2 separate regions of the Homo sapiens genome follow, and region 1 is linked to region 2. The links are chromatin contacts, found by Hi-C in ENCODE. All regions are on one chromosome and are shown on one strand. Each heading gives the region's core, a stretch centred on a gene start or an enhancer-like site at or near the end of the contact. The rest is flanking DNA. Distances are from core to core; before and after follow the strand shown. Region 1 overlaps MRPS31 (mitochondrial ribosomal protein S31). Region 2 overlaps LINC00598 (long intergenic non-protein coding RNA 598).

Region 1 (4,160 bases), core at 279-2,778, 310 kb after region 2:
GTGCTTCTTTAGTAACTGCCATCATGTCAAAAATATTAAGTCTTTTCCCTGTGAATATATTTTTCCTAAGTCCAAAAAAAGAAAATAACATTTTAATGAATATATTTTAAACTGTCAACAAAAACTATGAGAAAATATCTTAAGTGAAATATTCTATGTAGAAATTAAAAATTCCACTGACCCACATCAAAAATATTAGCTAAATTGCCACATTTTTAGGACTGATAAACAAAAAACAGAAATGTGCACTTGAAGTTTTGCTTCATAATACAACAAATCAATTACAGCAATTTCCAAAATACCTAATTGAAAAGATTAGCTTAATTTGCCATAATTTTTATTTTTTCACGTTTATATTAAGGTTTTAAAAACTCCATGTTGTGAAAAACTATAACCATGCCAAAATAGAAGCTGTTAAACTCAACATTTGTCTTTAAGGGCAGAAAACACTGCAATGTTTAATTACAAATTATAATTATAAAAGATTGCATTGGTAAATCACAACATTCCCTTTCATAAGGCAATCATTCTGTATTTTAAAATAATTATTAACTTTCTTTACGTGACTATTTTTAATTAACTATTGAAATTAATATCAGAGAGTTAATAGGTAACATTTTCTTACACACTTGATAATCAACTGCTTTATGCATCAATTCACATATTTACTTGAATACATTTACTGGCAGATTAAAATCCAGTTTATAAACTGGATGGCTGGCCAGGCGAGGTGGCTCACGCCTGTAATCCCAGCACTTTGGGAGGCCAAGGCAGGTAGATTACCTGAGGTCAGGAGTTTGAGACCAGCCTGGCCAACATGGTGAAACCCCGTCTCTACTAAAAACACACAAAAAAAATTAGCCAGGTGTGATGGCAGGTGCCTGTAATCTCTGCTACTTGAGAGGCTAAGGCAGGAGAATCCCTTGAACCCAGGAAGCAGAAGTTGCAGTGAGCCGACATTGTGCCACTACACTCCAGGCTGGGCGATAAGAGCGAGACTCCGTCTCGAAGAAAAATAAAAAATAATAAACTGGAGGGTTAGTTTTAAAAATAATTTTGAATTCTTGTTTTTTTATAAACTAAATTACTTCTCTCTACTAAATAGAAATAACTGGAAAAATGCAAATACCATATGAACGTTAAATAATGTGATCTCAAATCATATAATCTTCCCTCTAACAGGTTCCAAGTTATTTGTAAACAAAGGCTTTTACGCTCCATAACTCTCTTCAGTGCCTTGCATTCTTCTCCCTCAACCGCACGTCTGATAAACAGGATGGTGGATTAAAGCAAGTCACAGCAGAGGGCAAATGCCTTGATAAAGTATTGAATTTCAAAAGAGGAACGTACTACAAAGAGAGGGAATGGACATTTGCTGAGCACCTACTATGTACCAGATAGTTTACACGTGTTTCTTTTCTATTCCTTAAGAAAGCCATTTAAGCTAGGTTTCACTTTCAGCATTTTATAGCTGGGGAAACAGCCTGATGGAGGCTATAAAAGGTGCCCCAGTCACAGAATTAGTCAGTGGCAGTGCCAACATTCTGAGGCAGGCCAGTGTGAACTGTCAATCTCCAACAGAAAAAATCAATCCAGGCCTGGGTTGTCTGGGGTTGATATCCCAGATCCTGCCCCAGTCATAGCAGGGTGAAAAACTTGGCGTCTCACCATTGCTTCCCCTTACTCACCTCTGGCTGGCTTTTTAACACATTGAAAGCACAGAAAACCCTTTCCTACTTGCTTCTAATTTTTTAAATATTAAATATCAAATCTAATATTAAAAATCAAATTATAATATACCATCCTAATGTAGTTGCACAGAATCATGTCCAAGATGAATGATTCAGTTAAATATTCTCGAGGATTAACTGATTCAGTTAAATATTCTTAAGTAAAACTCCAAGTACACCTTCTCCTTTATTCAATAATATGTAACAGATGCTAAATCACTTTAAATTAGTAATTCAAATAATCTTCCAAAGTCACCATAACCTCTTGAACTTCCGGTGTTAACTGCTGACCACCTTTTCCAACTTTCCTGTATAAATCATTAATTTAACACCCAGAAAGAGTTAACTCAAGTTTCTGATTTTACTTAAAACAAATCCATGGAATATACAATGCATTGAAAACACTCCAGTTGTGAGCATATCCTGCTACAAAGACAAGTTAATTTTTGTCAGACCATGCCAAATATCTGGTTCCTCCTTCCCATCTATCACTTTCAGGGTTTAAAGAAGAAAAAGAACAGAAACGTTATGCAAATACAGAACAACTTTAGATTCTAAAATAACTATGTAAGGCATGGCTCAGCATCTTTAAGAACTTCAAATCAGTAAATTCAAATGGCCACAAATAATCTACCATTTTAAAGTGTTATATAAACTTTTTTCCTCCTGCCTTTCCTTCTTCTCATTGATGGTGGGTTATTTCTCTAAGGTATACCAACAGATAAGCACGTATTGAGATATAAAGGCTATATGAATACACAGTATTAGACACTTATTTTTAAAATGAAAAATAATGTTTCTCACAAAATACTTATTTGCTCAGAATTCAGTCAGCTCCGCTTACTCTAAATGAAAGGACCCCTATTCATCGTGGGTAGATGTGAAGCATGGCCCGTTTTGATTTCAGGTATGGAAAACTACAGGACTGGCTAAATCCAGCACATGGTTCCCTCTCTAGGAAGTGGTATACAGAGAGTAAGAACACAGATGTAAATGTATTCATAATGTTCAGATATCCAACAGCAATAATACACACACACACAATAAGGTAAATCTACAGTTAAGGTAAAAACAAACTACACAAACAAAACCCAGCAGATTACAAAGCCTGATACCTTTTTTTAAGATCATCCGTCTTCTCCTGGCCAGGATAATTGTCATAGCCTTCATCAAACTGAATCCGAAGCTCTGGTCTTGAACGAACTCTAGCTGTAGCAGATCTGGCAACTTTCATATCTGATATTATGTTACTGAAACTGAAATAATAAAAAGGTCAAGTGTATTAGAAATCTTAGCTACAGAACAGTAATAAACTTCCTTTAACAGGAGACTTGAGATCATTTAATTCTTATTTCATTTTTATGCACTAATTACACAGCATAAAATGTTTAAATAAAAAATGTCGCCTATTAACATTCACATAACACAGAACATTACAATTTATGTTTACTTTCATCTTTTAAAGATGTACTTCAGAAATCTTCATTTAAAACGTAAGTGTCTCATGAAAAATTATTCAGAGAAAATGATAGGAAAGTAAAATCAGTATCTGTTATACCTATCACCTACATCCAATAACTAAATTAAAACCAAGAGTTAGCCATATTTATTTGTTGCTTTTTATTTGTTCAAATACAAATAAAATGAGTCACTGAACTGACAGTCCAGATATCTATGTCTTCCTTTTTTTTTTTTTTTTTTTTTTGAGATGGAGTTTCACTCTGTTGCCCAGGTTGGAGTGCAGTGGCGCAATCTCGGCTCACTGCAACCTCTGCCTCCCGGGTTCAAGCAATTCTCCTGCCTCAGCCTTCCGAGTAGCTGAGACTACAGGCGTGTGCCACCATGCCAGGCTAATTTTTTGTGTTTTTAGTAGAGACAGGGTTTCACTGTGTTAGCCAGGATGGTCTTGATCTCCTGACGTGGTGATCCGCTTGCCTCAGCCTCTCACAGTGCTGGGATTACAGGCGTGAGCCAGTGCGCCTGGCTTTTTTTTTTTTTTTTTAATTACAGTTTCTTGTCTCACACTATTGCCCAGGCTGGAGTGCTGTTGTGAGATCACAGCTCAATGCAACTTCAAACCCTGGACTTAAGTGATCCTCCCAAGGCCGGGTGCAGTGGCTCACGCCTGTAATCCCAGCACTTTGGGAGGCTGTGGTGGGCAGATCACAAGGTCAGGAGATCCAGACCATCCTGGCTAACACAGTGAAACACTGTCTCTACTAAAAATACAAAAAAATTAGCCGGGCATGGTGGCGGGCACCTGTAGTCCCAGCTACTCGGGAGGCTGAGGCAGGAGAATGGCGTGAACCGGGGAGGCGGAGCCTGCAGTGAGCCGAGATCGCGCCACTGCACTCCAACCTGGGCGACAGAGCGAGACTCCGTCTCAAAAAAAAAAAAAAAAAAGTGATCCTCCTGCCTCAGCATCCAAAG
Region 2 (4,522 bases), core at 283-2,782:
AATCTCTCATTAGTTGAAGCCTGAAACCATCAGGAAAAAAGCAGATTTTTGATAAAAATCCAATAATTAAACCTTGACACAGGCTCAGAAATTCCCAGGCCCAAGCCCTCTGTGTTTTATAACATTATTTCACGATGTGAAAGATACCATCTGAATAAATGCCTTCTGCTTCTACACTTTAACTTTTTGTCACTGATAAGTTCATTCAAAAAGCACAACAACTCTCTAAAGGTTGACTCTAATAATAAATGGATCTCTTTTCTCTTATCTCTTCTCCCCGTGTAATTGTGTGCTTCATTCTCGAGCTGTCTTCAACATGAATAACTCTACTTACTTCAGCAAAGGTCCCCAAACATCACTCCAGGAGGCTGGAGAAAGGTCATAAGTACCCTTCATTCCCAGACACTAATTTTTCTTTTCTTTCATATTAAAGAAAAAAAAAATCCCAGCTCGGGATTGTTCAGCCTCCAGATAAGAAGAAAAAAAGTGACTATTCATTACACATATCTAAATTTGGACTATAAATTTAATAATTGTAATGTTGTTTTTATTTTTAAGCTTTTTCTTGTCTGGGTCTAAATCCTAGGAGTGAGTTTGATATTTCAAATCCCTCAATTTCTAAAATCTCTACTGTCTTATTCCAAATCAAGTGTTCAAGTTAATTATATCCCCTAGCTCCCATTAAACAGGAGAAATTCTTCAGAGAGAGTGTTATTTGAATAAAACTTCTTGGAATTGTTTAGTTGGAAGTATTGTCCTGGGCCCCGTGAGAAGAGGCACATGCATGTTAGGAAATGTGGCTGTCCAGAGCTTATGTAATTATTCAGTAATCTGTATACCACATTACCAAAATGCCATATCTGCCTCAAAGGCTAACATGTGAAAGTTTAATCAGCACAGAAAATGGACTTTAAAAATTTCAACATAGATTCTGAGCAAGGTGAAGGGGACTGTGAAGACAGTGAATTCTAGATTCCTTCAACACTCCCATATGGGAAATCGAGTGGGATGGAGAAGACCTCATTTCAAAAGGAACGTTGTACATTTACTCACTGTTAAATATAAGGGCAGTTACTTCTATTCAAACTCAACAAAAGTTAAGTGTTTCTTGCCTTTAATCAATGAAATATATAAAAATAGAGATTTAGAGTTGCAGAACTTCAAGTGACAGAGACCACGGGGCATTGAGTTCAGAAGCCACTTCTGGGCCAGACGTCCCATCCCAGTGTCCCTGGGTGTGACCCCTGCTCTTCTGTGTAAATCCCTCCGGGAAAGATGACCTGACTCCACACTTGGACCCAGCCTGGCCCAGTGTGGGCATCACCTCTGGCCAGGAGAAGACTTAAGTGGTATAAACGGGGTGAGGGGCTCATCATAGAAGCTGTGGGGCAGGCCATGTGCAGTGGCTCACACCTGTAATCCCAGATTACAGGCTCATGAGGGCTGGTTACGTTTTCACTGATCCTGTTTAGACTTTGAGGAGAAAGGCATGCTTCACCAAGCACTACCTTGTGAGCAGCTGGGGGGAAGCCCTGACAAGTCTCACTTCCTTCCAGCAACAACTCTCCCACATTGTTCTCGCCATTGTCTACGCTTCCCCGTTGTTAGTCATTCTGTGAGTCAAGAGCTGGCCTCGGCCAGCTGCAGGCACGCTTGGCTGCCCCGCTGCATGAGGGGCCAATGTCACTCCCTCCCGGGCTCTACGAGGCCAGGTCTGCAGCCAGCAAGCCACAAGGGACCTCCCGAGCCACCTGTTATTGTGACCATGCGTGGCCCAGTTTGTTTTGATTAGAGCGTTCCAAAGAGGAAATAAAGCCTATATTTATATTTTTATTTTAAAAAGGCAGGGCCACTTGGGAGGCCAAGGCTGGTGGATCACCTGAGGTCAGGAGTTTGAGACCAGCCTGGCCATCATGGTGAAACCCCGTCTCTACTAAAAATAAAATAAAAAATTAGCCGGGCATGGTGGTGGGTGCCTGTAATCCCAGCTACTGGGGAGGCTTAAGCAGGAGAATCACTTGAACCCAGAAACTGAGGTTGCAGTGAGCCAAGATCACGCCACTGCACTCCAGCCTGGGTGACAGAACAAAACTCCGTCTCAGAAAAAAAAAAAAAGAGAAAGAAAGAAAGAAAGAAAGAAAGAAAGAAAGAAAGAAAGAAAGAAAGAAAGAAAGAAAGAAAGAAAGAAAAAAGGTAGGGCCACTTGCCCAGTGCCCTCTTGAATATTTGGAATTCACAGACCTCTTCCTCAAACCCATGGAGATTTGCATGAAGAGCACTTTGCCCATAGTAATGTGATCTCCCAGTTAAGGGAGGCAAAATATTGAGTTGGTTGGCAGCTTTTCCCAAGTTCCTCCATCAGCTGGGAGGGAATGATCTAAGAGGAACAGTGGGTAATTCAAATACCTTAGGGTATTCTACATAATGGAAGAGAAGAGAAAAACCAAACAAACTTTTGTGAGCACATGTAACACAGACATTCCAGGGCATTCATGAGTGGTGACGTTATGGGTTGAAGTGTGTCCCCGCCAAAAACATATGCTGGATGGAGTACTATCTCCCAGTACCTCAGAATGTGATCTTATTTGGAGATAAGATCTTTACAGAGGAAATCATTAGGGTAGGACCTAGTCCAATATGACCAGTGTCCTTATAAAAAAGGGAAATTTGGAAACACAGGGAGAACATCCTGTGAAGATGAGGGCAGAGATCTACAAGCCAAGAAATGCCAAAAATTGCAGCAAATCCCCAGGAGCTGGGAAAGAGGCATGGAACCGATTCTTCCTCACAGCCCTTAGAAGAAACCAACCCTGGCAGGGTGTGGTGGCTCATGCCTGTAATCCTAGCACTTTGGGAGGCTGAGGTGGGTGAAGCACTTGAGGTCAGGAGTTCAAGAGCAGCCTGGCCCACATGGTGGAACCCCGTCTCTACTAAAAATACAAAAATTAGTCAGGTGTGGTGGTGCATACCTGTAATCCCAGCTACTTGGGAGGCTGAGGCAGGAGAATCAGTTGAACCCAGGAGAAAGAGGTTGCAGGGAGCCAAAATCATGCCACTGCCCTCCAGCCTGGGCAACTGAGTGACAGAGTGACTTGATGAAGTGAGACTCCGTCAAGAAAGAGAAAGAAGAAGAAGACAGAAAGAAAGAAAGAAAGAAAGAAAGAAAGAAAGAAAGAAAGAAAGAAAGAAAGAAAGGAGAAAGAGAGAAAGAAAAAGAGAGAGAAAGAAAGAAAAGAAAGAGAGAAAGAAAGAAAGGAAGAAAGAAAGGAAAGAAAGAAAGAAAGAGAAAGAAAGAAAGAAAGAAAGAAAAAGAAAGAAAGAAAAAGGGAGAAAGAAGGGAGGGAGGGAGGGAAGAAGTAAGGGAGCGAGGGAGGGAAGAAGTAAGGAAGGAAGGAAGGAAAGAAGAAAGGAAGGAAGGAACCCTGCCGACACCTTCATCCTGGACTTCCAGCCTCCAGAACTGTGGAACAATCAATTTCCAGAGGGATACATTCCAAGAACTCCAGTGGATACCTAAAACTGCAGCTAGTACCACACCCTATAGATACTATGTTTTTCCTGTACATACATATCTATAAAGTTTAGTTTATTAATTACATGCAGTAAGAGATTAACAACAATATCAATAAAATAGAACAATATACTGTAATAAAAGTTATCGTGCACTGTGGCTGTAATTTTTGCAGTTCAAGGGGAGACACGAAAACTAGCTTGAATTTCTTTTTCCATCTTTATCGTTTCACAAATAGAAGATTGGTTCTTACCATAGATCTTAGCAACCTCAGCATACTATTTGTTTCTTTCCTTATTAAGTCAAGAACTTTCACCTTTTCACTTAAAGGAATCACCTTACGGCTTCCCTTTGGCAGATCAGGGCCATTATTAAGTAAAATAAGGGTGACTTGAACACAAGCACTGTGATACTGCCAGGCTATCTGATAACAGAGCCAGCCTCTAAGCGTCTCACAGGCAGGTAGTGCCTACAGCTTGGATTCACAAGACAAAGGGAGGATTCGGTCCCAGGCTGGATGGGGTGAGACAGCAAGATATTTATTTCATCATGCTACTGAGAGTAGCACATGATTTAAAACTTATTGTTTATTTCTGGAATTTCCCTATTAATATTTTCAGACCACAGTTGACCATGGGTAGCTGAAACTGAAGAAAGCAAAGCCATGGATAAGGGGGGTCGACTGTACTTTGTTACTGCAGCCCTAGCAAATGAATAGAGGTGATGTCAGTACATTCAGTCCACATAGATTCCTGGAACAGTCTGCCTCGTTATTTGAGGTTTCTCCCAATCCATGCAAGGCTGGTTCCTTCTTTCCAACCAAACCTTAGTTCCTCCATGCCCCTTCACACCCTTCCTGACCACCCAAGCTAAACAACAGCCTCTCCACCTCCTTCACTCTATTCCACTGCCTGATTTATTTTCTTGATGGCATGTCTCACTCTCTCATCTAGTTGTTTGTAGATTTAACATCTTTCTCTGCACCCCTACAATGTAAGCTCCATGGGAGCA

Evidence for each region. Hi-C counts contacts between places; a loop is a spot of excess contacts on that map. Pooled maps may share reads with other maps.
Region 1: a map with no recorded cell type shows a loop between it and region 2 (6-fold over the local background). The contact joins two enhancer-like sites. A Hi-C loop is called at or near these places in 3 of 37 single-sample maps with no recorded cell type and 4 of 50 pooled maps.

The regions. Positions count from the first base shown.
Region 1 is chr13:40,754,028-40,758,187 of GRCh38, forward strand. MRPS31 (mitochondrial ribosomal protein S31) reads right to left here. Exons shown (of 7, transcript NM_005830.4): 4 at 2,846-2,986; 5 at 1-65. Among named protein-coding and RNA genes, the nearest start is that of MRPS31, 15 kb to the right of the region's middle. Within about 2 kb of position 1,529, at least 2 of the 41 ENCODE cell types and tissues checked have a DNase peak (open chromatin) inside an H3K27ac peak, as active enhancers do.
Region 2 is chr13:40,444,104-40,448,625 of GRCh38, forward strand. All of the region lies in intron 6 of LINC00598 (long intergenic non-protein coding RNA 598), which reads right to left. Among named protein-coding and RNA genes, the nearest start is that of LINC00598, 35 kb to the right of the region's middle. RefSeq lists enhancers at 1,448-1,747, 1,557-2,162. Within about 2 kb of position 1,533, at least 13 of the 41 ENCODE cell types and tissues checked have a DNase peak (open chromatin) inside an H3K27ac peak, as active enhancers do.